6 separate regions of the Mus musculus genome follow, and regions 2, 3, 4, 5 and 6 are each linked to region 1. A link is a loop called in an ENCODE intact Hi-C map of the cell type or tissue named here. Cell type or tissue: gastrocnemius. All regions are shown on one strand. Each heading gives the region's core, and the rest is flanking DNA. Links, peaks and the distances in the headings are about the cores only. Region 1 overlaps Gm36819 (a long non-coding RNA gene). Region 2 has its middle 32 kb from the start of Trib1. Region 3 has its middle 17 kb from the start of Trib1. Region 4 overlaps Nsmce2 (NSE2/MMS21 homolog, SMC5-SMC6 complex SUMO ligase). Region 5 holds the start of Trib1 (tribbles pseudokinase 1). Region 6 overlaps Nsmce2 (NSE2/MMS21 homolog, SMC5-SMC6 complex SUMO ligase).

Evidence for each region. A loop is a pair of places that touch in the nucleus more often than their neighbours do. Peaks named below come from ENCODE experiments on the same cell type or tissue, not always from the same donor. Only the 100,000 strongest peaks of a DNase experiment are listed, where the experiment ranks them.
Region 2: it touches region 1 in a loop (2.4-fold over the local background); 11 of 42 quality-filtered maps call a loop at or near these places.
Region 3: it touches region 1 in a loop (2.8-fold over the local background); 24 of 42 quality-filtered maps call a loop at or near these places.
Region 4: a loop joins it to region 1, with 6 times the contacts of the local background. A loop is called at or near these places in 39 of 42 quality-filtered maps.
Region 5: a loop joins it to region 1, with 3 times the contacts of the local background. A loop is called at or near these places in 26 of 42 quality-filtered maps.
Region 6: a loop joins it to region 1, with 8 times the contacts of the local background. A loop is called at or near these places in 39 of 42 quality-filtered maps.

The regions. Positions count from the first base shown.
Region 1 is chr15:59,826,171-59,831,089 of GRCm38, reverse strand. Gm36819 (a long non-coding RNA gene) reads right to left here. Exons shown (of 3, transcript XR_384128.2): 2 at 3,899-3,968; 3 at 1-2,929. Among named protein-coding and RNA genes, the nearest start is that of Gm36819, 5.2 kb to the right of the region's middle. In gastrocnemius, for the core only: a CTCF peak has its summit at 2,430 (motif pointing right); DNase peaks (open chromatin) are centred at 2,464 and 2,731; H3K4me3 peaks cover 517 bases; H3K27ac peaks cover 378 bases.
Region 2 is chr15:59,678,319-59,683,237 of GRCm38, reverse strand. No RefSeq gene overlaps it. Among named protein-coding and RNA genes, the nearest start is that of Trib1, 32 kb to the right of the region's middle. In gastrocnemius, for the core only: a CTCF peak has its summit at 2,359; DNase peaks (open chromatin) are centred at 2,453 and 2,707; H3K4me3 peaks cover 1,425 bases; H3K27ac peaks cover 3,478 bases.
Region 3 is chr15:59,662,868-59,667,786 of GRCm38, reverse strand. No RefSeq gene overlaps it. Among named protein-coding and RNA genes, the nearest start is that of Trib1, 17 kb to the right of the region's middle. In gastrocnemius, for the core only: no CTCF peak of the experiment used is centred there; a DNase peak (open chromatin) is centred at 2,187; H3K4me3 peaks cover 613 bases; H3K27ac peaks cover 2,725 bases.
Region 4 is chr15:59,394,472-59,399,390 of GRCm38, reverse strand. All of the region lies in intron 2 of Nsmce2 (NSE2/MMS21 homolog, SMC5-SMC6 complex SUMO ligase), which reads right to left. Among named protein-coding and RNA genes, the nearest start is that of Nsmce2, 23 kb to the right of the region's middle. In gastrocnemius, for the core only: a CTCF peak has its summit at 2,018 (motif pointing left); a DNase peak (open chromatin) is centred at 1,979.
Region 5 is chr15:59,647,616-59,652,534 of GRCm38, reverse strand. It overlaps Trib1 (tribbles pseudokinase 1), which reads right to left and starts at 3,881. Exons shown (of 3, transcript NM_144549.4): 1 at 3,013-3,881; 2 at 764-1,056. The coding sequence starts at 3,372. In gastrocnemius, for the core only: a CTCF peak has its summit at 2,092 (motif pointing right); DNase peaks (open chromatin) are centred at 3,107, 3,316, 3,485, 4,329 and 5 more places; H3K4me3 peaks cover 4,000 bases; H3K27ac peaks cover 4,000 bases.
Region 6 is chr15:59,386,731-59,391,649 of GRCm38, reverse strand. All of the region lies in intron 2 of Nsmce2 (NSE2/MMS21 homolog, SMC5-SMC6 complex SUMO ligase), which reads right to left. Among named protein-coding and RNA genes, the nearest start is that of Nsmce2, 15 kb to the right of the region's middle. In gastrocnemius, for the core only: CTCF peaks have their summits at 2,243 (motif pointing left) and 3,067 (motif pointing left); a DNase peak (open chromatin) is centred at 2,230.

The sequences.
Region 1 (4,919 bases), core at 510-4,509:
AAAACCAATAAAAGTTCTAATGCATCAGGCAAAGTCCAGCCAAGTCAACAGAAACCACGGAGTACTGGGAACCAGGGGGAAATTCAAGTACAAAAATGAGAGGGAAGGGAGGGCAGAAAGCGGTGAGCAACCCAGGACAGCACCAAGCAGGAGGCAAGACCAGAGCACCTAAGACCTGGAATCACTCACTGAAGAATCCCCGCAGAAACAAGGTTGTCTCAGCTGATGGTTCCTAGTGGTCAGCAAAACCTATTAAAAGCCATGGTGTGGCTCTGAGAACTCTGAGTCAAGAAGAAAGTGCGGGCCTGGTGAGATTTCTCCTAGAGCCAACAGGTAGAACTTTGCTCCCATCTCTGCTGCCGCCGCCCGAGGTGCCCCTCACCCCAACATTTACAATAGCAAGCACCTTCCCTTCTATAATGTAAAGCCAGGGTCTCGGCCACCTCGGCCTCCCCTTCTAGAACCACCTCGAGGGATGGTAGGTATGTCTTCACAAGACTTATTCACATAGTGACGAAACCCGTGTGGACCATGTGTCCGTGGCCCTCTTATCATTTATATAAAGCCCCAAAACTGGCTGATCGGTCCTTTCCTGGGAGGACAGAGACTTGGGTCCAAGGTTGTCTCCCTTCGATGTTACAATTTTTGTTACGTTGTCGTTCTATTCAGGGCAGAGAAAAATGAAATCTTAAAAGAGTTGTTATTTTTGAAAGAGAAAAGAATCTTGGAAATTTCGAGGGCATTAGAGAGTCCCCTCCCCCGTTGTAGCCCTGGCAGAACTGTTAGGAAATCCATTCCTCTGAGGTATGTGTGTTTGCACTAAGCACATAAAATCTGTGTACATGTTCATATACAGACACACACACACTGTTCTTGGGAAGTGAAGATATGCTATCCAGAGCAAAGGCAGGGAGGAGAAGTGTTAAAGCGCATCTCTGTGCTGCACTGCCCTCTGCCTAAGACACGTGCACATGATGGGGCTTCCTTGTCTAAGGATGTCACTGTAGCTTTGGTGGAGAAATTCCTTAAGTGGCTTCTGATGGTCACACTTCATCTTCTGGCTTCGGATATGACACCTATAAGCTGGTGAGTTCTACTTTCAGGAGCCAATCGTGCGTGCTCATGAGCACATCCACACACATAGGAGAAGCTAGACCTTCCCCATAAAAAGGAAGAACAAAGGCAGGATTCCTGTGAACTTAAGAGAAATGCAAGCTTGTAGCTAATGAAGAAATGGAAACTAAAATGGTATCAGAACACAGAGGCTCATTTCCTCAAAACTTGATGATGGCCCCTGTTGAGGGGACCAGAAACCCGTCTTTATCTTAGGATTCCCAGGCCCCTCAGCTGCCCTGTAAAGGCTCATGTGACCATTTTGTCTCTCAGCTCTTTGAATTTGGCCTGTGTTTCTAGGAGACTTGAGTCAGGGACTGTATGTCTGGTCACTCAGGTAATTCACTACACAACTGGGAGAGGAGGGCCACTTCTACCAGACAATGTAACTGGATCCTTCCCAGTGATGTGGAGTGCTTCTACAAAGACATGATTGCTAATTGATTCTGTAACACTGCCATCTACACGTCATGATTCTCTCTGAGTCAGTCCCTTCCCTGTGCCTGATACCTTGCTCAGTAACCAGGACCTAACAATACCTCAATAAAAATCCTCAGAATTCAGAAGCAAGGAACTGGAGAAGATGGCCTTCACCTCGCTCAGACCCAGAACAAGCAAATATTGTAGAGAACAAAATGTTATGAGAACATGCCTGCTTCCTGGGTTATCCTTTAGAGAAGACATACAACACTGCAGTTGACATCTCTGGTTCTGAGGTAGAAAGGATCTGGGTTTTGAGTCACGGCTCCACAACTTACTGGGTCCTACTGAGCATGCTCCCAAACTGCCCCACGGCTGAATCTTCTATTCTGTGAGAAGTCAGTGAGACGAAGCCTCTATGGAGGGCCTGAAATGTGGTAAGACTTGCTCTATGCATCTCAGCTATAGTTGGAAAGTTACGATGTCAACTAATCAATTCAACAACGATCCCTGAGAGCAGACTTTCCCGCACCCAGACTTCCTATCCCAGGCGGGAGACTATGCCCAAAACCTACAAAGTGCTCAATAACAGCTGTCGGATGGAGGGGAGGAAGAAGGGGAAGAAGAAAGAGGAAGAGGAGAGTGGGAAGAAAGTGAGGATGCATGATGAAAGATGATGAAAGAGAGTCTGGAAAGTGAGGGGTCACTGACGGGGTCATAGGGGTGCAGCTCCTGTTCTGCCATCTCTAACTCTGTAACTCTGAGCTAGTCCATCCCTCTGCCTCACTCTGGAATATTTTAAGATGGAAGGTCCCTTCCCCAGCCAGCATCTGGTGGTGCCTGTCTAGTGGAGAGCAGAGGGGCAGGTGCTTGTTCCTGTTTGCAACACTTCCGCTGGCCTGAAGATGGCACCTCTGAGTCAGAAAGAAGCCAGTTTCTGCAGCCTCAGCTTCCAAGCATCTAAGTGCCTAGCAGACGGGATCTAGGGAAATCTATTGCTTGTTGCCTGAGGCAGTGAATGACTCCGCTTCCTTCCTTGCCTACCCCGCTTCTCCCAGTGCCCTCATATGGGGAGGCAGCTGGCTCTGTCATCCAGGTCCTGTTTCTTGCTGGTTGGCCTTGCGCAAAGGCACCCTGCTTTCCTGAGGACTCTTTCACTGTCAGCAAAAGGAGAATTACAGTCCCGGACTTAGTGCGAACTTCACATCAGATGCAGAGCACCGTGCCAAGCACCTGGTGGGGGACTCGTGAAGGATGGCTTCCATTTCTTCCAGGCCTTCCCCAGAATGTGGTCAGCACAGGAGAGGAATGAGTGGGACGACGAGGGAAGAGGAGATGACTCCAGAAAGATGACGTCACTCTGTGACAGGATGCTTCTGCTCGTATATGCCTGGTACTGCGGGGAGTGAATAAAGTCCTGAGTGAATGTTTGTTGGTGACAGGAAAAGGGCCACGAAAGTGGTCACGTCAATGCCACCAATGCCTCAGACTCACGGGAATTAGAAAGCCTTTCCCTGGTGCATGGATATTGGATACTGGCAGAAAATGTCCAGGGCAGCTTCCTCCTCCCGTGTGTTCACAGCCCGAGACTGCTCCCCATAGAGACCCCCACCAAGACTAGTTAAGTCTGCCCTCCTCCTTCAGCTGCATACTACACACTTGTTCAGCTGTGGACAGCCAACCCAGCTCCTTAGTACGGGTGTATGAAATGAACTGCTGAGTTCTATCAGAGCACATGACCCACCTGGTCCCAGCTTTCCTGCGCCTGTGCCTTTGTGCCTGCTTTCTTTTATTCCCTGTTGCCCCAGTCAGGTCAGTCCCTAAGCTGTTCAACTGTGTCCCTTCAAGGACCCATGTCTGTTTACTCTCCCCCTCGTCTCCCAAAGCCAGAGAGCAACGGTTGCCTTTCTGAATGAATAATGCAGCGGCTGCATTACGATCACCCTGCCCTTTGCTAGGCCTTTTGTGGGCTTTGACCTTACATATGCATATAGAGCTGCCATCTTTCCATATCCAGCTTCTGTGGCATGACCATGCTCTGTAAATGCATGGCTTTTACCGTGCAGTTTACTCTTCATATACTGAGCACCTCTGGGCACATGGCTGCCTGCTCAGTGTTCAACAGATGAGAGGTCCTGGAGGCTTGGCTGGCCTTCAGGCCAGAGATCCTGCTGCTAAGAAGGATGCACAGAGCCATCCAGGGTAAAGAAGACTCAAACGCTAGAAAATTAAGGCAAAAGACCATTGTACACCATTCCTCACATTCACATCCCAAGTGTTCTTTGGTTGTGATCACTTGATCTCTGTAGAGAGCTGAGTACCACCATCAGCAGATGGGGAAACTGAGTCTGTGAAGGAGACTTACCCAGGATGGCAGAGCCAGACAGAAGGACAGGGTCCTCTACTCCAATGAGCCAGTCTCAAGAGAGTGGGTCCTAGACAACAAGTAGTTTCAATGGTGTGAAAATGAGAACCACAGTATATTTTTAAAAATCATAAAGAGCTGGCTTCTGTCATGTGACTCACCAGCCCCAGGCCTGCGTGAGGCTGGGGTTGTATTTGTCCCAACACAAAGCTTTTAAGGAATGAATTGCCATGATCCTTGCATTGCGTTTGAAGAAACGCAAGCTCTCTTGGGGAATGGCTAGGTTGCAGGTCACAAGTTACTACACAGAGCCATGGTAGCGCAAGGAATAAGCCCCAAGCCTTCCCTGGGGAGTGGAAACTGCAGAGAGCATGACACATGACTTTTTTTTTTTCAAGGATGCTAACAAAGAGTTCAAACAGAGAAGGCATGTGATACAGAGGTCGGGGGCAGAAGACAGGGTATCCATGGAGAAGCTTGGGAAACGGATCTGCTCTGTCAGGACACTGAGACCATGTGTGAAACACAGCCTTCAAGAGCCTCTTCCCAAGGAGACTGCAGCGCTCTAAAAATGCTCCTGGGGAAGGAAAGCACACCAAATTTCTAATCTGTGGGGGGAGGGAGGGACTCTGAGGAAAAGGAAATGTCCCACCCACTCTTCCATGCACCCCCAACCCCAAGGAATCTGGGCCACCAGAGCAAGACCCTCTGGGTTCTTATTAATGAGCCTGTCGAAGATTCTGCCCAGCGTCCACAGACCGTGGAAATAATTCATAGCGACAGAGCGTGTTTATGTGGGATGACTGCCAACCTCTGGTTTCTTCAGCCTCAGTGCTCCCTCTCGCTCCACTGACCAACCAAGGCCTGTTAGGAGTCTGCCCTCAGCGACAGAAGCCAGAGAACACCCAGATGCTCCCCTCCAGAACCACCTGTCCCCAGCAAGGTCAAAGAAGCCACTCTCTTGGGCTCTGTATGGTCATCGCCCTGGTAACCTAAGAGGTTATTTCTCCCTCCCTAACCC
Region 2 (4,919 bases), core at 562-4,561, 150 kb after region 1:
GGAATCTGCCCATAGTTCTAACGGGAACTCAGAGCACGGTGGACAAACGTGTTCACTCACCCAACATCCACTTCACCCTCTTTCACCATGGAAACCCGATTCATTCATTCAGAATAGCCCAGAACAGCAAACAGCTAATGTGTCTCTCTCTCATCAGGCAACTACAGAAACAAAGGTCATATTGTAGAATTCATCTTATAACTGGAAAGGAGCAGTGAGCTACTGGAATCACTCATCCCTTCGAGATCCTAGGAAATCAATGGCAGGAGTCCAAGTCCAGATGGCAGGAGTCCAGTAATCCAAGATGGCTACAGCAGCAGAAAACGAAATTGATACATAATTTTCTAATACTGTAATGCACAAAAATAACAGGTCAAATGTGTAGGCTGACTCTAAGTAAACAGTGGTCCAACGGCAGCTTCAGTATCCCCCATTTCTATGTGATTTTAACCTTACACATTTTCATCCACAGCTGAGCCCATATGAAAGAAATCAATCCTGGGATGCAAGAAATAAAGAGAAAACTCGAATCCAGTGAAATGAAGACATGAAGCTAGCTGAAGACAGGAAATGTGGGGCCAGGTACATGCATGGCTAGCTTGGGAACAGAAGACACGGTCACAGAGCCTCAGGGCATGGAGCCCTGAAACTGAGACCTTTATAGAAAGTCAGGACTCTGACTGCTTCTCTTTTTTATTTATTTAATGTGCCTTGGTATTTTGACTGAATTCATCTATGTAAGGATGTCAGCCCCTGGAACTGGAGTAAAAGACAGTTGTGAGCTGCCATGTAGGTACTGGGAATTGAACTTGGGTCCTCTGGAAGAGTAGCCAGTGCTCCTAACCACTGAGCTATCTCCCCAGCCCCCAACTGCTTCTTAAAGGCACAATGAGAATAAGTGCACAGCTGAGGATGTGTCGAGACTGCCATTAGATGTTTTTAAAAGTCTGTTGTGGGGCTGGAGAAATGTCTTAGCAGTTAAGAGCACTGACTGCTCTTCCTGAGTTCAGATCCCAGCAACCACATGGTGGCTCACAACCATCTGTAATGGGATCCAATGCCTTCTGGTGTGTCTGAAGACAGCTACAGTGTACTCATATAAATAAAATAAATAAATATTTACAAAAAAAAATTTTTAATCTGCTGTATTTTGCCTGCACATACGTCGAGCCTCTTGCAGAGTCCAGAAGAGGAACTGGAGTTACAAGCAGGTGTGAGCTGCCATGTGGGTGCCAGGAATTGAACCCATGCCCTCTGGAAAATCAGCCACTGCTCTAAACCTCTTAGTTATCTCTCTGATTCCCATGGCACAAATATTAGACTGAAGCCCAACACTAGAAATGCAGAGACAGGTGGGTCTCTTATGATCTTATGAGTTTGAGGCCAGGCTGGTTTACACACTGAGTTCTAAGCCAGCCAGGGCTTATATAATGAACCACTGTGTCAAAAATACCAAAACAAAACAAAACAAAAAAAAAAAAAATCCCTCTTCCATGTTCCCTTATCTGTGCAGCAGCCAGAAGATGCCGCCCACATTTAGGGTCCACCTTCCCACTTCAAATAATCTAATCAAGAAAACCCTCACAGGAACACTTGGCACCTGGTCTTATTGATTCCAGACACAGTTAAGTTGAAAAACCAAGATTAGTCACCTCAAACTCTATACTTGACTTGGATACATTTTATTTATGTAAGTTCTATCATGAAAAATACTATTGCTGAGCCAGTGAGATGGTTCAGTGGGTAAAGACGCTTGTAACCAAATCCCCAGGACCCATAAAATGGAGGAAGACAATGGACTCCCACAGAGTGTTCTCTGACTTCTACGTGCGCACACACGCGCTCAAGCACACGCTCGAATAAAATGTAAATAAAACCCTCAATTAAAATAAAATTGATAATACAAATACCATAAAAATCAAAAATGGAAAAAGAAAGGCTTGGCTTGAAGATGAAAAACGGGGACAAAGTTAATTTAGAAGGCTCAGAGCAGTCACTTGATCAAGAGGAACCTCATACTGGACTCCAGGCTTCCCAGAAACCAAAGCGAAAAGAGGAAAAGAAATATGCACATCTTCCATGTCCATAAGAGTGAGAAAGGGGAAAAAAATCAGTGTTGGTAAAATAAAATCCACTCATAGAGAAAAGTTACCTTTTGAGTTTTATGTGGAACCCAGAGAAGGAAGTGACTCATTCGGCTGAAAACCAGGAAATGCTACAAAGGGAGAAAGAAAAGAAAAGGAAAAAAATAGCCCTTGCTGCTCTGGGAAGGCTGGATAAACGGGGGTGGGCTCAGCCTTGGAGTGGGAAATGCCGGCTTAACTCATTTCCTAGCCGCCCTGCAGCTCCACAGAGGCACCGCAAGAGGTCAAGGTCTCAGTAAGCAGGAAGGAGGCTGGGGCTGAGTGCCTCGGGCTGTTTCTACAGAGCCCGAGGACAGGATGGTCACTCCAGGGCAAGCCGTTCACGGTTCACCAGTGTCCATAGACCCATGCAGCCTGGGTCAAACCTCAGCTGTGTCCTGTTCCGGAATGTCCCAGAGACATCCAGCCTGTCGTTACTGGTCAGTGGGTAGGAGAGGGAAGCTGGTCCCCCAGGGCTGGCAAGAGAATCTGTAACCCAGGCAGACCAGGTTAGGATTTCTGAATCCTGGTTCCTTCGAGTCCCAATCAGCTGAGGGCTGCCCCTGCCCACAGGGTGACCTCTTCTCGAGCCGAACCGGAGGTTTCCTGGTCTTGGTGAACTGCCCACACTCGGGAATGCGCTACTCCGGAGACGGAGCCTGTGTGTCAGCTCTTTTCCCACATTCAGGGTTTACAGCTGACAGAAGTGTGTTTCAACAGGATTTGCTGAGAGAAGATGAGGCCATAATCCAGGAAACTGCCCTGATAAATCACCCATAAACTAACCCGTGTGCTAACGGAGCATTCTGGAACGTTCTTCATTTGGAACGGGAAGTGTTGGGATTTAAACAAGACTAAAGCGGAAAAGGTTGCACCAGAGGGAAGAGCAGCGATGAGCTGCTGTGAGGATACCACACCCCACATTTGCTTTTTCCTTAGTTCACAAAACCATTCCACACCTGTCCCCCAAACCCCAGGGCTCACTGGGGGGTGAGAGTCACAATGCTGTTCTCTGGCAATTCATCCTATGATGTCACATCTCATTTGATCCCAGAAGGAAAGCTCTGAGACCCGACTTCTTAGAGAGGAATTAATAGCTTTTTGCTAGAGTTCTCTTGGGGAGATCCTAGAAGCTCACTCTGACAGGGCACCAGCCCCTTTGCTCTCATCTCTGTACCCTTGCCCTTCTAATCCTTCTTGCCTGGGACAGTGGGTTTCCAAAGTGACAACAGAACTGTCCCAAGCAAGGCTCTGTCCCCAGCCTATGAACTGTAGGCTTTCCTCGTATGCTGTAGGTTAGCAGGCCTGGAACAGATTCTATAGAAGGCCTTGTTCCTTCAAGTCTGTGTTTGACACAGTGCCCTCCAGGTGGGGCCTGCAGCTCTCCAGACTGAGCAAGAAGATCAGGGTGCCCACTGTTCACCCATTGGAGTGCCAGCTCTGTCAGGGATATATTAGGTGCCAGGGAAGTTCTTAGAGATCCTCGCCATAGCTGTGCTCATATAGAACTCTGAGGTTTCCAAGAACTGTCAGTCAAGCCTCCCACAGCAACTCAAGACAGACTCTAAACTCTGTGTGGACAGGGAAACTGAGATGTAGAAAGAGCTACCGGTCACAGGGCAAACAGCAGTCAAACTAGCCAGGAGTTCGGGCTATCAGTCTGGAAAGGCAGGCAACCCTACAACCCTCCTCCACTCGTCTCCTCGACCTCTAGAGTTGTTTCCTACCCTGCTACATGGCTCAGGCTTCTAGAACAAGGCCCCAGGGCCACACCGTGAGGATTTGTGGTTCGGCTACTTACTGGTTAAACAGTCGTGGGTGGATTACTTAACTGTGTACCAAAGTTTCCTCATCTATAGCACTGATACTGGCACAAGCCATACACACGGCATGTCAGAGACAGGAGCTAGGAAGAAGTATGACCCCAAAGGCCACACCCTGTGTGCCTTACTCAGTGTTCAAATGTAGGGCAGATGCTTCGTAGATCTGAGGCTTCCTCTTGGCCAATGAAAGCTTATTGAAGACAGAGGTGGTTGCTGGTGACACAGGCCTGTGGAGAGCTGAATACTACTGGGTTGTTCATTTTAGAGTGGTTGATTTGGAAAGAGGACAGAGCTCAATCAGTAGAGTGCTTGCTCAACATGCATGAAGTCCTGGGTTCAGTCACCAACACTAGATTAATTCGATATGGCAAGTCACACCACATAATCTCAATGTATGAGAGGTGGAAGCAAGAAGATCAGAAGTTCAAGATCCATTCTCAGCTACATAGTTCAGGGCCAGCCTAGGCTACATGAGACCCTGGCGCAAAAAGGCTGAGGTGATTTTATGTTATTTGAATTTCACCCAAACACAAAAACAGTATAATTTGATATTTTTATATGAATATTTGAGATGGAATCTTCATATATATATATATATATATATATATATATATATATATATATATATATATATATATATAATGTGTGTGTGTGTGTGTGTGTGTGTGTGTGTGTGTGTGTGTGTCTGGCTTGCAACTCCCTATGTAGACCAGCCTGGCCTTGAACCTATGATGGATGGTCTTCCAACCTCAGTTTTCCACTCCTCAGATGAAGAACCCACACTACCACACCTGGCTATGTTTTATGTTTATCCATCTTACTTTACTTTGTGTGTGTGTGTGTGTGTGTGTGTGTGTGTGTGTGTGTGTGTGTGTGTGTGTGTTCACATGTGTGCACACATATGTGTGGTTGCATGTGAAGGCTAGAGGTGGCCAACGTTTAGTGTCTTCCTCACCTTACTTTTAAAGATATT
Region 3 (4,919 bases), core at 608-4,607, 160 kb after region 1:
GAAGAGGAGAGGAGACTACAGTGAGCTGCCGCTGCTGACCTACTGTCCCTAAATACCAGCAAGTCAGCTTTGGGGAGCTTGGTCCATCTCTCCAGCTTGTTCCCACTGACACCCAAATTGCTTCTGCATAAAAGAGTGTAGCGTTTGAACATGCATACCTGTGTGCCACTTGCTGATACTTTGATCCTGTCTAGATTGCTTACAGAACCTAACGCTGGATAGATGTCTAGATCTAGGTGAGCAGCTGTCCTCTTCATGGAATGGTGGCAAGGGGGAGTCATACGACCCATGTGTGCTGCACCGGATGCTTTTTGAAGTACGTTAGGCCCGCGAATGAAAAGAATGTATGGTGATCTGATGGCCATTGGTGTTGTCAAGCACGCAGCTGTTCTGAGCTCTCCCATCTTACTGTTGGGAGTGTTCAGCTGACAAGCCCGTCACTTCTTGTCAAGTAAAAATATGAAGCAGGAGCCCAGGAGACACGAAGAGGCACAAAAGCACAAGTGGTTTTTGGAGGAGCTTTGTAACAGTCCCCATTTGGGAACGTCCAGATGTCTGTGTGACGGTGAAGCGATGAACAGTAAGTAGATAACCCGTAGAAGAGAATCAGTCCTTCTCAGGGGGAGGTTGCAGCGGGTGGACTCTGGATTCTAGAGCAGCCTGAACTCCATAAAGAGTCGTCTGGGAGAAGGGGAGGAGGAAGAAAGCAGGAGTGTGGTGGGGCTTGCTGGCTGAATCTGTCAAATCACATCCATCCGCACCCTGGAAAGGAGTCCGCTTTATAGAAAAGAGACCTCACTAAACATAGCTTTTTAAATCATGCAAAACAGCGTTTGGGATACAGCTCTGATGTCGAGCGTGCCTGAGGCCCTGGGTTCCATCCCCCAGTATGGCTTAAGTTAGACATGGTGACACAAACCTTCAGTTCCAGCCCTGAGGGGGTGGAGGCAAGGAGATTAGACGTTCAAGGGTATTCTCTTCACTTCTCCTAGCTTTCGATGGTATAGAAATCAGAACGGCTGGCTGTAGGCGTAGCTCAGTGGTACAGAAATCAAATAGGCTGGCTAGCGGTACAGCATGCATTCCATGCACCATGGCTGATTAGCTTGTTTCCTTACACAACACGAGACCACCTTCCTGAGGATGGCAATGGCCACAGAGGACCCTCCCACACCAATCATCAATCAAGAAAATGTTCCAGAGACGGGCCCACAGGCCAACCAGATGGGAGCAATTCCATAATCCAGGCTCCCACTTCCCAGGAAACTCTGATTTGTGTCAAGATGATGGAAACAAATCTTAGTACAGTGGCGCATAGCTGTGACCCCAGAACCCTGAGAGGCTGAGAAAAGATTGTGAGTTTGAGGTCAGCCTGGTCTACCAAGTAAGACAATATCTAAAGAAGGTAGCAGGGAGAAGTACAATTTGAGAGAATCATACCTGTAGGGTCTTCTAAACCAATCATTATGCAAATATTCATGTGTATTTGGTGAGTCCTAAATACTATTCCAGCCACTGGGAGTTGGGATTATAAAAGTACAAGTTGCTGAGGTAGATCTGATATAGGGAATGGCTTGTTCCAGGTGTTCTTTTAAAGTCCTCTCACTATCCTACTAACACAATTGTTAGCAAAAGCCACGTCTTTCCAGATATGGAGACTGAGGCATAGGGAGATTTTTTTCCCTGTCAGGCTGACTAGGAGAGTCAGACCTGGAATTTTAGCCCAGAAATTCCAGCTCCAGGCACTTTCTCTTCAGACACCCTGGCAGGTTCTAACCTCTGCTGTGTGTGCCCTGAGGTACCTGGGAACCCGACTCAGAATGCCACCTTTCTCAGGTCAATTGGATGTCCTCCAACTCTCAGGCCTAGTGAGGTTAAGGCTCCCAGACTGGACTCCCAGTGAAATAAGATCCCGCATGGCTTGGAGCTGACGCAAGCCGGCTGCCTCTACCTGCAGAGCTGCTGAAAAGCTTGCCTCTGGGGTGTGGAGGAATGTTCTGCCTGGCCCAAGAGCTGGATTTTACTATGGCCACCCCTCCAAGGCTCTGCCCACAAATAGCCTGTCCAATAACTCTGCTAGTTTCTGGCTTGACGGGATGAAAAGGATATGTCTGCCTCTGGGACGTCAGCACCACTTCAGGAAGCAGTGTGGGGACGAAGCCAAGGGCATGCTGAGCCAGCAGGGACTGCTCAAACTGTTCCAGCAGAAGGCTGGGGAAGGAGCCTGGAGGTCATGTGTGCCCGGGCCTCCCACTGTGCAAATAGGAAAGCCAGGTCCAGACAAGGGAGGTGGCTTGCTTCCTCCTCAGGCTCCTGCGGCTGCCTTGTGGAACACAGGAAGATGCCAGTCTTGGAAAACTACACCCCTGCCCCAGCCTACCTATGTAACTTAGCATCCAAATCCTTTTCTTTTTTCTGTTGTTCCCAGAGAGTGGCCTTGAACTCCACTCTCATCTCCAAGTCACAGAAATCCTCCTGCTTTAGCCTCATGGATACTGGGATTACAAACACGCACCATCGCATATGGATAGCATGCAGGTCTTCGATCCCATCTGTAGGATGAAGATGATGACCGCCCTGGAGAAGGCCATCAACCCTGCTCAGGTGGCTGTGGTTACAGCAGTCCCTCCTTGTGTGCTACCTCACCTGCTCTGTCACAAATAGTCTGAGTTTCAAGAATTAACTTCTCTCCATTGAGGCACAGCCTGTGTTTCACACTTTGACTCTTCCCTGGGTGCTGGAGGTTCTCAGGCTAGCAGCAGCAGCAGCCTCACCCAGGAGCTAGCTGAAAATGCAGAGGCTCAAGACTCACCCAGCCCTGATGAACAGGCTCTGCCTCCCGACAAGGGCCCCACCCCACCCCCAAATGTCCTTCCTTCCCATCACTTTTTCCTTCCTTCCTTCCTTCCTTCCTTCCTTCCTTCCTTCCTTCCTTCCTCCCTCCCTCCCTCCCTCCTGGCCTTTTATTTTTAATTTTACTTCTTTACTTAAAAAACAAAAAAGGGTCCTAGCCATGTACCCCAAGCCACTCTCAAACTCTGGGGTTTAAGCAAGGCCTAGTGGTACACACGTGATCCCAGCACTTAAGAGGCTAATGCAGCAGGATTGTCCCAAGTTCATGGACAGCTACAGCTACATGTCAAGAACAGATCTCAAAAAAGAAGGATCTGGGGCTATCTCTGATGATAGAATGCTTACCCAGCACACACGAAGCCCTGCCACCTGGCTTGCCCCTGCCACCACCTAAACCTGTTGTGTCAACACTGGGAACCAGTAGGGTTATTTTGTTATTTGGGATTTTGAGTTCAACCTGGGCTAGAGACCCTGCCAAAAAAAGAAAAAAAAAAAAAAAAAGAAAAAAAAAAGAAAAAGAAAAAGAAAAGAAAAGAAAAAAGAAAAAAGTCAGGAACACCTGGATTCAAAGCTCAAGAGATCCCCCTGCCTCAGCATCCCGAGCATGGACTTGACATGGACACATTATCACTGGGTAGTTTTGGTAGACTGAACACTGGGCTTTAGTGATCTGCTACTGATAAGCAACACGGATTGAACCACACGTTTTTAACCATTTGGAAAATACTTTATGAATTCGTATTACCCATCTCAAGGATAAGGAGGCTAAACTTGAGGTGGGTGGTGGCACACCCCACATTGTGAGCCTCTGTGAGTCCAGGCCTCTCTGCCTCAGTAGAACCTGAGGTTATGATGAGTCTGAACCCCACTTTCCTGGTCTGCTTGTGAGTCAGACACAAGCTGAGAGCTGGGGACCCCAGTCTCCATCTTCTGCCAGAGGCGGGGTGTGTTCTGAGACCAGGAAGGTGCTAATGACTACATGTGGTTAGACAAGCCTGAGATACTACATGGCTGACCTGTGGGTCATGGCGACCAATGGGCTCTGCTCCCCACCACAGCCATCCTTTCAAGCTAATGAAGAGCACCAGCACTTCAGATCTGGCAAAGCTTCGAGCTCAGAAAGAAAGAAAGAGGGAGTGTGACAGTGGCCTTCCTCATCACCACACACCCATATTATAGTGAGGAAAAGGCGGTCCAGAGAAGTATTGCAACCTGTTAAAGTCCACAAAACAAATAAGCATGTATCTGGGGTTCAAGTCCAAGTCTGCTTGTCTTCTAGCCTTGCTTGGGATTGTCTGGATTTTGAGCCTGCCATTCAGAGACTTGGACTGCAAAAATCCATCCTATAGCCTCCCAGGCATTGCCCTGCCAGAGAGGCAGTCAAACTTGTGGCACAGATACTTTGCATGACTTCTCCAAGTCCTGGGGTAGCTAGAGACAGATCCAGGAAACTCACACTCTTTCCCTAACCCAAAAGACCAAATACATTCTTCATTTCCAGTGTCAGGGTGTCAAGTACCCCACCCATGCCACAGCCACTCAGAGAGGTCTGATGGTTTGAGCCAGGAGGATGCTGAGAATTCAAGACCAGACAGAACTATATAAGGAATGCTAACAGATACAGTGGTCTGAGCTACACTGTCAGACTATGAGAGAAAGAGGGGGTGGGAATGAGGGGAGAGAGAAAGAAGGATAGGGAGAGGGAAAAGAAGAAAAAGGAGGAGAGAGGGGGAAAAAGAGAGGAAGGCAGAGGGGAGGAGGAGGGAGGGAAGGAAGAAGGGGAAAGGAAGGAAGAAAGGAGGGAGAGAAAAGGAGAAAGGAGGGGGAGGAAGAAGGAGGGAAGGGAGGAAGGGAGGGAGGGAGAGAGGGAGGGAGGGAGAGGGGGAAGAGAGGGAGGGAGGAAAGAGGAGAAAATGCACGCATGCATACACACACACACACACACACACAAATTGAGCTTTGGCTGGCTTCTCTAGTTATATGTCTCCCTTCTTCAGTCCTAAAACTGGGAGTGTGCTCTGTGATGCCATCACTTCCTAGAAACACAGCAAGCCCTCAAGCCAGAG
Region 4 (4,919 bases), core at 493-4,492, 430 kb after region 1:
AGAAGATCACTTGAGCCTACGTAGCTTTGGAGGCTAACCTGGGCAACACAGCAAGACCATAGTTCAAAGTAAACCCTAAACAACAAAGGAAATAACTGTCTCAAACCCAGAATAACCACAAAAAGGCAGTCACTTCAAGTCTTCACATGCAGGAAAAAGCAAGCTCTAAGAGATGAAGCAATCATCTAGGCTAATAGAGAATTTGCATTTTAATTCACGGATGTATTTTTGTACAAAGTCAATTCTGACCCTAAGGCTCTACAGGATCCATCTTTTCAAATGCTCAAATAATTACAGCAAAAACAAAGCAACTGACCAATATGAATATTATGTACCAGCTCTGTAAAGAGCATTTTAGATACATTCCTTAATACTTTACAGCAACTCCAAATACGGCAGGTGTTAGGGAGATGTGGATGGGTGGATGGTTAAGGACCCTACAAGACATTCACTGCTATTTTACATCATCACTACTTATAAAGGAAAATAACCTGAAAGTTAAAGTCACAATGATACTAAAGTGGGCAGCCAGTGCATGATTCTGTAGTTCTGAAAGCCCAACATTACCCCATCCAGACAACCAAAGGATTATGTTCCCTCTGGGGACAGAGGAGGACCCCTCTCTTCATCTCACCTGGCCTCTCCTGCATCTTGGACAAAGTTCATCTCCAAAGAAAAGTGCTGAAGCTTTCACCACTGGTGGTGGCAACAGCCTGGAAAGGCCTCAGCTGAAGTTAATCTTCACCCTGAAGCACTTGCAGCTCCCTGAATGTGTCAGGTTCTAGGGAGCAAGTCATTTCTCACTCATTCTGAACATCTTGGGAGCAAAGGTGCCATGTGCCCTTCTGTCCCAGTCCATCTTTACAAGGATGCTTATGTAAGAGCAAGATCTCACAAGACTAAGATGGCGTCTACTTCCAAAAACTGGACCCCTGAGCCTGAGGTTCCTTAGTTGTGACCTCAACCCTCCTGGGCTCTCCCATATCAGCTCCAGAAACCATGAGGCATGGAGACAGGAAGGTAAACCAGAACAGGCATACTATCTGAGGTATAACAACAAAAGCTGCTGTCTTTGACTTAGGGGTTTCCTACCTCTCAAGCAGCCATGAAGCTTACAGGCAGGTTTGTCAGCTTTCATATCAGGACAAATACTCATCAATCTTTTCCAGTCTGTTTCTAGTACATGAAACAGCTACTCACCTTTAACCTGCAACAGCCCATGTGAAGCCTGTCCTGAAGGCTCTCTCATCTACAATTCCCACCAACTCCAGGGTTCCACATGGTTGCTGGGAAAAGGTTTTCATCACAGCACCTTTAGAGAACTAGTCATCAAATGAGTCCCAGCTCAAAACTCATACTCAGCACACATGAATAGGACTGCTTCAAGCTTGATGCTAAGCTCTATCAGGGGAAGGCATACCACGAAAACAGCAAATCCACACAGCTGGACTCCCGCAAGATCACAACCTTGCATACTTCAATGAACACTATCAAGAAAGTAAAATGCAGCACACAATAGGAAAAATACCAGCAGATCATGTCTTATATCAGACTTTTCTCTAGAATATATAAAGAACTTAGACACTGGATTTAAAAGTGCACAGGATATGAATAGGCACTTCTCCAGAGATTTCTCTAAGAGCCCAAAAGCATATGACATCATTACATAAATGCCAACTGAAACCATGCTGAGATACTAACGTGAGAATGGATGCTGAGCAGCACAATTAATAGTTACATTTGCTGCTGTGCTACACACAGCACCATGTGACCAAAAGCTTATCTGGGCTCTGGTCCCAGAGGATTTGAATCCATCTCGGCTGGGAGGCATGACATCAGGGAGCCACCTGCAAGCATGGTGCCAAGAAGGTGAGAGCTCACATTGCAAGAGAGAAGTAGAGAAAGCAAACTGGAAGCAGGGATAGGCTATAAAATCTGGAAGCCCTGAGACATCCATCCTCCAGCAAGACTGCACCTCCTAAACCTCTCCAAACAGCACCACCTACTGGGGACCAAGTAATGCAAATACCTGAGCCTAGTGAGGGCATTCCTCGTTCAAAGCACAAGCATCCAAGAATAATTTAGTAATATTAACAACCCAGGGTCCACCAACTGGTAGATCTACAAAATGTGGTATAGCTACATACTACATAATGGAGTATTATTAAACTATAAAAATAAATGAAGTGCTAACTGATTAAATGCTGATGGATCTAACAACACAGATGAACCTTGCTTGAAAACAAGAACACTCCAACCACAAAAAACCACATTTTATATAAAATTCACTTCTATATGAAATGTCTGAAACAGGTAACTCCACAGCTATAGAGCCATAGTAGATCAGTGGCTCCTGGAGAGACTGGCGTGCAATGCTAAAGGACGCAGGGTCTGCTTCCTTTCTTTTCCCTTCCTCACTTCCTTTCTTGTTGGTCTCCTCTCCTCTCATCACTATACAGCCCAGGCTGTCCTTGAACTCACAATACTCCTGCCTCAGTCTCTTGAGTAATGAAATTATAAGTATATAATATCACACCTTGCCAGGGGTTGTGGTTTTGAAATGATTGTGGTAACGGTTATGTGTATCCATGAATATAATTTTAAAAACCCCACTACATTATACATTTTACATGGGTAGATAATAAAATGGACAAATTACAAAAACGAAAAGGCTAATGGACTGTTAGATGGCTGGAGGAAAGACTAAAGGAAAAATAGACTGATATGGTGGTTTGAGTAGGAATGGCCCCATACGAAAAGATCTTTACCAGTCCTAATTCACATAGGGGGCTAATATCCAATATATATAAAGAACCCAAGAAGTTGGACTCCAGAAAACCAAATAACCCTTATTAAAAATGGGGTACAGAGCTAAACAAAGAATTCTCAACTGAGGAATACTGAATGGCTAGGAAGCACCTAAAAAAATGTTCAACATCCTTAATCATCAGGGAAATGCAAATCAAAACAACCCTGAGATTCCACCTTATACCAGTCAGAATGGCTAAGATCAAAAACTCAGTTGACAGCAGATGCTGGCGAGCTGGGATTGCAAGCTGGTACAACCACTCTGGAAATCAGTTTGGTGGTTCCTTAGAAAATTGGACATAGTTCTACCAGAAGATCCAGAGATACCACTCCTGGGTATATACCCAGAAGATGCCCCAACTTGTAATAAAGACACATGCTCCACTATGTTCAATGCAGCCTTATTTATAATAGCAAGAAGCTGTCTCCTGATATAGCTGTCTCCTGAGAGACTCTGCCATGCCTGACTAATATAGAAGTGGATGCACACAGTTATCCATTAGATGGAGCACAGGGTCCCCAATGAAGGATCTAGAGAAAGTACTAAAGGAGCTGTAGGGGTTTGCAGCCCCCTTGGAGGAACAACAATATGAACTAACCAGTAACCCCAGAACTCCCTGGGACTAAACCACCAACCAAAGAAAACACACAGAGAGACTCATGGCTCTAACTGCATATGTAGCAGAGGATGGCCTAGTCGGTCATCAATGGAAGAAGAGGCCCTTGGTCCTGTGAAGGTTCTATGCCCCAGTATAGGGGAATGCCTATGCCAGGAAGCAGGAGTGGGTGGGTTGGGGAGCAGGGGAACAGGGGAGAGGAAAGGGGATTTTTGGAGAGGAAATTAGGAAAGGGGATAACATTTGAAATGTAAATAAAGAAAATATCTAATAAAAAAATAATAATAAAGAATGGCCCCATACATGCATGTGTTTGAATGCATGGCCTATAGGGAGTGGCATTATTAGGAGGTGTGGCCTTGAAGTAGGTGTGGTCTTGAAGAAGTTGTGTTGCTGGGGGTGGGGCTGAGGTCTTAGAGGCTCAAGCTAGGTCTAATAGATCAATACACTTCCTGCTGCTTGCAAATCTGGATGTAGAACTCTCAACTCTTTCTCCAGCACCATGTCCGCTGCACACTGCCATTTTTCCTGCCATGACAGTAATGGACTAAGCTTCTAAAACTGGAAGCCAGTCCCAACTAAATGTCTTCCTTCATAAGAGTTGCCATGGTCCGGTGTCTCTTCACAGCAATAAAACCCTAATTAAGACAATTAAGCTTATGGAAAATTCCATTAAAACAAATTTTAAACAAACACTCTGCCCATAAAATTTCTTCAAAAAAGAATCTACATACCATATTTATAAATTTATTATTTACTAACTTAACTGTTTATACAAAGGCAATTAGGATTAATAAAGAGCAAGCTGATATATACACACATACATGTGTGTGAATTTGTTATACATACATTCAATTCAGCACAACAGAAGCTAATGGAATATGAACGTACTCTGTGGCTTCAGGCAAGCCACTTTACCCCTCTGACTTTAGCTATCTCTTCCATCAATGTCAGGTTATTTTCATCAAACTGTTAAGAGAGAATAAGTCTGGAATAAGGTCTAAAAGCAGTGGAATTACTTTATATTACTAGAATAGCCCTTGCCAGATAGAGAGTAAACAAATAAGAGTGAAACTACAGACATGTAGCAGGTTTTTGCAAAATAAAGCATTAACACACATAAGCTTCAGTATAAATATACCTGAATCTAAATTAACTTCAAAAGTAAGATTTGTCAGTAATCTATGGCATGGCAGCAGCTATAATGCTCTTTGTAAAAAATAATTTCTACTAGAAATTAACCGACCAGTAAATCATACATATGAACATGGAAAAATCATTTCTTTGTAAAAACAACTGTGGGGGGTGGAGGGAGGATTGCACATGTGGATGTCAGAGGACAACTTGTTGGAACCAGTTCCCTCCTTCCACAATGGGGTTTCCAGAGATAAACTCAGGTGTCCGGCTTCATGGCCAGTGCATCCAGCCATTCTGCTGGTCCATAGGAACATTTCTGCTATTCTCTCCAAAACTATTTTATATTTTCAGTCTACA
Region 5 (4,919 bases), core at 506-4,505, 180 kb after region 1:
CCTGGGTTCTCTTGGTGCAGCCTCCACTTCAGATCTTACTGTCTCCTTATTTATTCCCTTATCAAGCACATCTTGTCCTTTGTGAGGTAAGCCAGGAACTATATTTAGCAGTGCACGCTAGCCAACTTCCATTTATTATTCAATGTGGTTATTTTCTGAAGATGGAGCTGATGAGATGTCTTTAAAAACTCACCAGAGAATGGGAACCAACTACTGGGAGGGGTGGGGTGCGCCCAGGCTCAAACAGAACGGGAGTTTGGTGTGATAGGGATGGTTGTTATTCTGCCAACACAACAACACAACTAGCTCTGTAAAGTCTTCTAGGTACAGCAGAGGCAGGGCACGGAAGTAAGAATTTGAGCACCTCTTGGAGTCCACTTGTCCTTGACAAGTGGACACCTTTTCCCCAAAAGACTGGCCTTTCTGACAAGAGGAGATAAACCTGAGCCTGAGACAGGGGCAGGAAGGGCATCCTGTCAACAGGTAGCATCAAGAAAAGCACCAACACACCTCTAGGCTTCCCTATGCTGCGTCCAATAGAGCAGAGAATAAACTGGGGTTGGCCATCACTTCCCAGATGCAGGACTTAGTACTAACAGCAGAGAAGACCTGAGCCCTTGGGTTTATCTTGCACCTAAAGGCATGACCTGTGCCTTTGGGGGTTTTGTTTCATTTTGTTTGTTTGTTTCATTGTTTGGGGGGGTGGGGATTGTTGCTGCTGTTGTTCCAAAAGGCCACCAGAAGTGCTGTGTCAGCTGCCTACCTCTCCTCGGTGGAGAAGACGAACTTCCTGAGCTTCAGGTCCCCCAGCACGATGGCCGACTGGTGGCAGTGGGCGACGGCGGAAACAATCTGCTTGAAGAGCCGAGCGGCCTCCTCTTCCCGAAGCCGTTTTCGGCTCCGCACATAGGAGTGCATGTCTCCAAAGTCCTTCTCGAAGAAGACGTAGGCCTTGCTCTCACCAAGGAGCACCTCCACAATGCCAGTGATGTTGCTATGGGACGGCAGCTGGATGTAAGGCCTGATTTTGTCCTGGTAGTGTTTAATGGGGAATTCCTGTGGGGAGAAAAGTGACCTGTTTAAGGAATGAGAAAGACAGAGGGCCCGCCTCCAAGGTCCTATCTGAAGCTGGGCTGGAGTTCTCCATCTTTGGGCTTTCAATGGCAATAAGCCCCATTCATATATTCTTTTCTGGGTAGCCCCTCAGAGCTCCAGCTGTTAGGATACCCTTACAACAAACCAGCTACACTTTGGGATCTGGGCTAGCACACTCCCAGAGCCCACCCCCTACTGTAGGGTGACTAGAAGAACTCCCTTCTGCAAATGCTTTTGTCTTTTAGGGGGCCATCAGCTCCTGGGAGCCAAGCAAGCCCAGCTCCCTGCTGTAGCTCTTCCTAGCAGACAGTAAGTAGCTAGGGGAAGGTACCCCCGGCATCCCTAAGAGTGAAAAATCAACAGCTAAACATGCATGCATCTCCTGCGAACCCAGGAGGCTCAGCAGAGCACAGTCAAAGAATGTGGTGACTTTGCAGCCTCCACGGGAAGCTGAGGCAGCAAACACGCAGAGCTGTCATTAGTCAGAAGGAACTGATGACTTGGAAGGAGAGACTGACAAAGCGGCCTTATGCAGCCTGCCTATGGCTGAGACTCAGGTGGAAGCAGCCTGTAGTTACCTTCTTACAGGAGAGGATAGGCACCTCTATAGGTCTTCTCTTTTTTCCTGTTTGTTTCCTCGACCCCCATCCACCCTGGTTGGCCCCCCTCCCCAGAACGGGTAGCAAATCCTCTAAGAAGCTGGCTGGTCTCTTTAAGGGCCTTTTGTTCAGCCCGGTTACTCATATCCTAGACGCAACTGGAAATGGTGACACACGGGCTGTCACCATCTGGATTCGGCTATTATCTGCTCAGAGGAACTGGAAGGGGTTGCACAATGACCCAGACCAACCCCACCTCTGAGGTGGCTGCTCTAGTACCAACTTGGGAAAAAAATATATATCTGCTGCCTTCTCCTCCCGCCCCATCCGTTTCTCTCCCAAAACTGTTCTCATCCACCAAGAAGAAAGAGTTTCTCTCTGTGCTTGACCACGCATCAGAGATTTCACGAGAGTGGACAGTAGGTGGCAGCAGCAAACGGAGAGGTGGGGCGCTCACGTTGGGGGGGGGGGGGGGCGGAGGGGGGCTTTCAGGTGAGTTGTTGGAAACCCAGATGCCACTTTTAACTGCAGGAGAATGAAAGGAGTCAGTGGGGCTCTCAATGGCCCAGAGATGGGGTGTCCGGCTCACGAAGAGCACACTGCGAAGCAGTCCTGGGCTACGCGCTCTCCCAGACCGGCCATCCTGTATCTAGTTGTACTCCTGTTAATGTTGCAATGAAAATCGCCGGCTCAAACTAAAGCAAGTGGAAGCGAGCCTCTGGAAGTTTTCCAATACTCCGATGCTGGCCAGAAGCCTTCCCACGCTTAAGACCACCCCATCCCAACACTTCCTGGGGTGGGCTGTATGCTGGTCCCAACAGGAGTTCAAGCCCAGAAACCCCTAGGTAAAAAGAAGCCCGACTTGGTCTATACAGAACCCATGCCGCGAGCCTCGCGCAAAGAGCTTGCCAGTTGCTCCAAGTCCCGAGGAGGCACACACTGCAGGGCGTCCTTCCAGGACAGGGGGAGGAGGGGGATGAGAGCAGGGCAATGGCATGGCCCTGGAACCCATTGCAATTCCAAACTTAAATGGAACGCCACGCGCTAGCAATACAGAGCGCCAAAGAAAAGAACAGAGATAAAAGAACTGAACCCTGCACTTCCTCTAGACCGCCTAACCCTCACCAAAAAACACTCCACAGGAAAGCACTCAACCTCCAAAAACACGAAGCTGACCAAAATACCCTCCTTATCCAACTAAACGCCCTTATCTGCTCTGCCAAACCCAAGCGCTGGCGGGACTGTGATCCCGGTGGGCCGGAACCTAGGCACTTCTGTGGACGATCCAGACCCGCAACCTCCGCCCCAGGATGCTTACCTTGCAGCGCAGCTCGCGGCCGGTGTGGATGCACAGTGCCCGGGACACATGCTCGCGCTCAGCTAGGGGTAGCAGCAGGTAGTCGGCGATTCGGCTGGGCCCGGGTGAGCTCACACAGCTGCCGCCGGTCCCCTGCGTGGAGGGCGGAGGCTGAGGGCTGCAGGGCGAGCCAGGGGGACTGAGGTAGTCGGGGGGACTCGAGCACTCAGAGAGGCGCGGACACTTGGCCGCCACTGCCCCCGCGTCGTCCGTGTCCAGCAGGCGTTTGGCCGGGGTTCCCCGGGCAGCCGGAAACAGTAGACCCGGACCGCGGGGCTGCGAGGCGCCGCTCAGGGCAAAACGCACGGGACCGACCCGCATCGCGGCCCTGGCCGGAGCGGCCCCGGCTTTGTAAATCCCTGGATCTGCGCTGTGACTTCTTCCAGTCGGCGGGATGGAGTTTGCAGATAGAGCTTGGATCGGTCCCCAAGAGGAGCCGTTCCAGGACGCTGGCGTTGTCCACCAGAACCACGTTGGCCACGCGTCCAAGGGTGGGAGGCCGGCTAAGGTCTCCAGACCCCCACAGGCACCAGGTCTGGGCGCCTCGTTGGCGGTGGCCGCCGCTATTGTTGCCGAGGCTGTGGATAGTCCGGGACGTGGAGACGGCCCGAGTTCCCGGGTGTTGAGCCTCGAGGACAGGATTCCACAGGCTCCTCGGCTTCTCCGAGCAAACGCACTTCCCAAAGCAATTAGTCTGGCGTAAAAGCCGGTACAACTTTTCCGCGCCGCTCGGAATCCTGCGCGCTCCTGGGCTCCAGGCGTGTGAGCGAGCGAGACGCGCTCCAGGAGAGAGAGAGAGAGTGACCGACTATGAGTGTGTGTGCCGCACTGATCCCGGCCAGTGCACTCCTTCTCCTTTTCCTCCACCTCCTCCGCCTCCCGGTGACTCACGCTGTATACACACACACACTCACAGCCCGGGCTGTGTAAACAGTTGGGAAGCCGGGTTGTGCAATGAGGTGGCTGCGACGACTCCGGCCCCGTCGCCCGGCTTGCAGTCACCGGAGCGGAGGGAGGAGACTAGGGGGGAGGGGAGGTGGAGTTGGAGGCTGGAACTGTAAGGGGTGGCTGGAGGCCTGGGGATGCTCCTGACCGCGCGCGCCGAGGCGCAGGTGGGAACGTCCTGGGACGCCTTGGGCGCGCGCACACGCCCCCCGGGTTGGGCTGGGCAGCAGGCTGCGCGCGCCCCACCGCAGGCCCGCGGGCCCGTAGCCCAGGGAGGGGGCGGAGGCAAAGCTCCCGTGACGTCAGGTTCCCGGGGAAGTGGGCGGGAGGGGCGGGGCAGCAGGGGCGAAACGACCGCTGATTGGTGCGCGCGCATCATTCACACAACACAATGGAGCACCGAGCTCCCGGCGGCCGCGCGCGCACCTCCTGGCTGCGCACCGGCAGCTGGCTGAGACCCAGTGGTCACGCCTTTATCCTAGTGGGTCCCCCCCTCCCCGCCGTTCTGCACTTTGGGGAGCTCCCGGTGGAGCTGTGGGCGCCGTCGAGTCGCGGCTGCAGCCGGAGGAAGGGGCGAGAGGAAAGGTGATGAATTCCATTATCAGTCATTCACCCCCACGCGGTAGTTCCGGGGAAGACCTGTGCGTGGTAGTGAATGTGGCTTTTTTTTTCTTCCCCTCTTTTCCTGCCCCCTCCCAACTCTAATCCCCAGCGTCTGTTCGCTTCCACAAATAGAACCTTCTGTTGGATGAAATAAAAGCAAACACTGGGCCTTCTGCTCTGCCTCCACCTCCACGCCCCTCCCGCGCCTGCCGCCCGCCCGGATTGCACGGAAATAGCCTCTCCAAGCTCCTGGGCCGCCCCTTCGCGGTGACTCGCCGAAAGAGCTTCCTGAGCTCCGGCCGGTGGGAAACAAAGGATGT
Region 6 (4,919 bases), core at 264-4,263, 440 kb after region 1:
AAAGTGTTATATGTGACCAATAAGCATAAGCAGTGTGGCTAGTCTGGAGTCTAGTGTACTGTAGGATTCTGATTTCAGTGCCCACGCTGTGTCAAAAGAACTCCTTAGGAGCTTTCATATTTATGACACATAAAAATATTTTATCTTTATTTACTTTTTAAATTATATTTGTGTGTATAGATGTTTTGACTGCATTATGTCTACGGATATACTATGGACATGAGTAGTGTCTAGTGTAGAAGCAGGTGTGGTATAGCCTGGGTTATAGGAATTGAACCTAGGTCCTCTGGAAAAGCAGCCAATCCTCTTACCCATAAAGCCATCTCTCTGGTCCCGAAAAATAGTTTCAGATACACTAGGTTAAATAAAACATTACAAATCTCTCCTTCCTCCATATTTTATGAAAGAAGGGCAGTAGAAAATTTTAAATTACACATGTGGCAAACACTGTAGTTTTATCAGGCTGCACGTGTACACATAAGTAATGGTATACAGAAACGCACAGCATGAATACAGGACTTCGTCTGTAACGGGGAAAGAACAGTGTGGGTAATGATCTCTAGAAGAATCAAGCTGCTTTCAGCTGTGCTACGTGTCGTCCTCATAAAAGCTCCTTCCCTCTGACCACAAGACATTAAAACTTTATGTCATTAAAAGAGGACTACAGTGCTTCACAAAAGGCTCCTCATGTCAGTTCTACTTCTGCCTCTGTTGTCATCTCTGCATAGCATTAAGCCAGCATCAGTTCTTGCCAATGGCCAGAGACATGATTTGGTGCTGGCCTGGCTTTTTACTGAGTGACTCCTACTTGTTTGTTTGTTTCTTTTTTTTTTTCTTCTTTTTATCTGTTTTAGTCCTTTTTATCCGAAGTTTGATCACTGAAATCTAACTGAAGCCCCAGCTCCAAAGGTCAAGAAAAAAAAACAAAAACAAAATAAAACAAAACAAAAAAAGCTGAGAAGAAAACAAAAGAATCAATAGCAAAAGCATTGTCAAAGGTCTAGAAAAATCCAAACAGTATTTAGGTACTATACATAGTCTGTTTAAAAAAAAAAAAAATCAGAGCCGGGCGTGGTGGCGCAAGCCTTTAATCCCAGCACTTGGGAGGCAGAGACAGGCGGATTTCTGAGTTCGAGGCCAGCCTGGTCTACAAAATGAGTTCCAGGACAGCCAAGACTATATAGAGAAACCCTGTCTCGAAAAACCAAAAAAAAAAAAAAAAAATCAGGAAGTTTTGCTATTTCAAAATAAAACATGCTACTGTGAACAGGAGAGCTTAGCACACAGAACAGAGCAAGCCAGTACCTCTCCCCAGAACCACCATGTAGAGAACCATCTAGCTCTTAGGTCATCAGTGAGTAAAACATCTGGAGGTGGTGACACAGCTGGAATGTATGGAGTGAGACTCCAAGGTAAGAAAGAGGAGAGGCAAAAAAACAGTCAAAAACACTTTTCCGAGAGCCCTTTAAAAGGGAACCGATCAACACTGTAAAGAAGCACTGTTGCTGCTGCTGCCTCTTAGACAAGAAAAAAAGAGTGGAAAGCCAAATAACCGCTCGTGGCATCCAGCTAAGGTCTGAAGACCGCCTAGTTGTCTGTGGACCTCCACACCAAGAACCAAGTTGCAAATTCAATAGGTCATTTTGTATCAGAAGGTCAATTTATGAAGCACCTATAATTTTTCAATTATAAGAATATATTCTCTGGGTTCTGTTGTGACCCAGACAATAACTTTTTTTTCTATTGTGGGTTCTGTTTTTTTTCCCTCATCCCAGAAATTGGTTTTGATGTACCCAACACTTAAGATTCTCAAATAAGGGAAATAAAATCTCCATTAAAAAAAAAAAAAAAGCCAACGGGCAGTGTGTTTCACACTTTTAACCTTCTACATTGTTTCAACTGAAAAAAGGACAAAATTATGAATATGTATGTATTTTAAAGTGATTATAAAAGTTAACAAATCGCCAGGCGTGGTGGCGCATGCCTTTTAATCCCAGCACTCGGGAGGCAGGTGAATTTCTGAGTTCGAGGCCAGCCTGGTCTACAAAGTGAGTTCCAGGACAGCCAGGGCTATACAGAGAAACCCTGTCTGGAGAAACCAAAATAAACAAATAAATAAATAAATAAATAAATAAACAAACAAACAAACTAACTAACTAACTCACTCACTCTGATCAAGAGACTTAAGACTTAGGTCAATGACTATGCTCTAAAAAGTGCTCTGATGCCATCTAGTGGCAGGCAGGTCTCCTACAGCATGGGACAGACTGACTGGTCTAACTTTCTCAAACTGTAGTAGTCCCTAGACTATTAGCAGCACCTGGGAATCTTGGAAATGCAAATTCCGGCACTATTCAGAATTACTGAAACTGTGGAGGTAAATACCAGTCATCTACTTTCATGAGGCCTCTCGGTAGTTCTGATGCACTCTCAAGTTAGAGACTTCTGGTCCTCAAGTGCAAAGTCTCTAAAATGATTTTTATTCATTAATAAATGAGCTCATTTTCTAACTGTAAACAGTAACTCATTTTTCATTATAGATCCAAACATATCTTATTAAGGAACAACCTCAAAAGCCATTTACAAATCCAGTGTGGTAGTGCACACCTTTAACCCCAGTGCTTGGGACTCCGAGGCAGAAGCAGGCAGTTCTCACTCTGAGGCCAGCCTGGGTTACAGAGTGAGTTTCAAGAGAGCTAGAGCTGCCCTCTCCCCCTCCCCAGGCCATCTACCACCCTATTTACATAGTTCGACACCTGATATGCATTATAGTGGTTCCAAACTCTTAAGGTACTTAATGAGCACCAGAGGGCTTTGTCCCCAGAAAGTCCATTTTAAGGGGTTCCTACCATTAAAATAACCAACATACCTACAAAGAAATCATTTAAATTAAAGAGCTACATGGAACAAAAGCAAAGCATTAACTGCTATCAGTATGAAAGGATAGGTAGCCCATTACTGTGGCTAAAAACACAAGGAACAGGGCTGGAGCGATGGCTCGGAGGTTAAGAATCCTGAGTTCAATTCCCAGCAACCATCTATACTGAGATCTGGTGCCCTCTTCTGGCAAGCAGGCATACATGAGGGCAGAACATAAATCTTCACAATTCCTTAAATATCAACTTAGAAAACATCAAGGTTCAGTAAAACAAGGCCCACAGTGTACTTCAGTGTTCCCACTGTTTTAATTCACTTGGTACAGAACAAGAAGGTCACTGTGGAGAGAAATAACTGTGAAGAGCCATGTGGCTTATAGCCCACACCTCAAATACACGAGAGCATCAGAGACTTGCTTTACTACTTTGCCTCTATTTTTCCTATCAATGCATATGCCCAGACTCGCAGGAAACAGCTAGTTAAATCCAACACTTTAAGAACGGCCTACACTGATATTTCCAACAGCTTTTCTCTTTTCCTTTTCAAACCTTCTCTTAACAATCTCTAACACCTTCCCCCACTGCCTCTTGTCCTCACAAGACTCACAAGGCTCTGTGCTGGACAGTGTAGGGACCTTTGCCATCTTTGCTAGCTCAAACACGTTAGCTGTTCATTAGCCATTATGCCCATCCAAAAAATAGCATTTTGACTTAGGTTTTCTCATTTTTAACCTAAAATACTACAAACTCCATAAACTGATTAAGAACTACAGAAAGCACAGCAGACTGTGCTGGGCAAATCACTAAGAGCAGTTGCTCCAGTTTGGATAATCAATGCTCCCAAAAGCTGTTGTGTTTTAAATGGGTGCACGTGGAAGGCATCATGGGTAGCTGTAGAACCTTTGAAAGACTGTGAAGTGCTTCGGTTGCTAGTGCTATGGTCTTGAATGGGAATTGAGATGCTGACCCTTTCTTCCTCTTTTCTTGTTTGCTGGCAGGGACTGTGAGCTCCTGCCACAATGTGCTGCTTACCACAGGTCCCTAGAGATCATAGATGGGAACCTCCAAAACAATAAAAAGTTGTTTTAATTGAATTAGCTCAGATGTTCTGTAATGGTGACACAAAGCTGACTGACACAGTTGTTGAGGGTTACTGCTGTCCACCAACAGCTACTACGAGGTTAAAAAGGGGTCAGAGGTGTGTGTGAGCTAGAGACAGGTAATTGGGTTCAAATTCAAATTCTCTTTCTGCATCCTAGGCTTAACTTACTTCAACTCCGTGAGACTCAGTTCCCTACTGACAGATGGAGGATAAGGCTATTTCTCTCACTCAGCGATGGTCACTTCCTGAACCTTCTCACCTGGCAGAATGGGCCTAACTTATCTATGTAGCTCCTTTGCTTCTCTCCCAACAGAAGCTTTGAAAATGGCTACACCAGGAGGTATATCCCAGGGCAGGATTAAGAAAGATGCTAATAGCACAGTTAAATGCACACCTCACACGTTTCTAAGACATATATCACAATGTAGGGAAATTCCACCAGCACAGGAAGTAGGCAACTCTAATACTACACTAAACACTAGCTTTTTTGGCCTTTTGCTGAACTTGGATAAAAAGTTGCTATAGAATGTCCAAGAGTGCTAATACCTGCTCAACAGCCAGCTCTCAGCTTCCTGGGCAGAAGCGTGTTAGAGCAATACTTGCCTGTATCCAGAGGGGAAGTCACTTCTCCAACCACAGCTTTTAGACTCCAACACCCAAATGCTTTAAATGCTTGACTGACTGAGTCACTCAATAAGCATTCACAGAGAACCTAAAACATATAAGTCCAGGACCAGGCACTGGGCAGGAAGTACATGCCTCTACATGAACCCTACCCTCAGGGACATGACAACACAGGCCAGCTACAGAACTGAGACCCTCTGAATACAAGGAAAGGCAGAGCAACAAAAGATCAAGTAATTGTTTGCCAAAAGAAGCCTGAACACTGCCTGTACCAATTTCCAAATTTCCAAAACCCCAAAGTTCATTAACATGTGGAC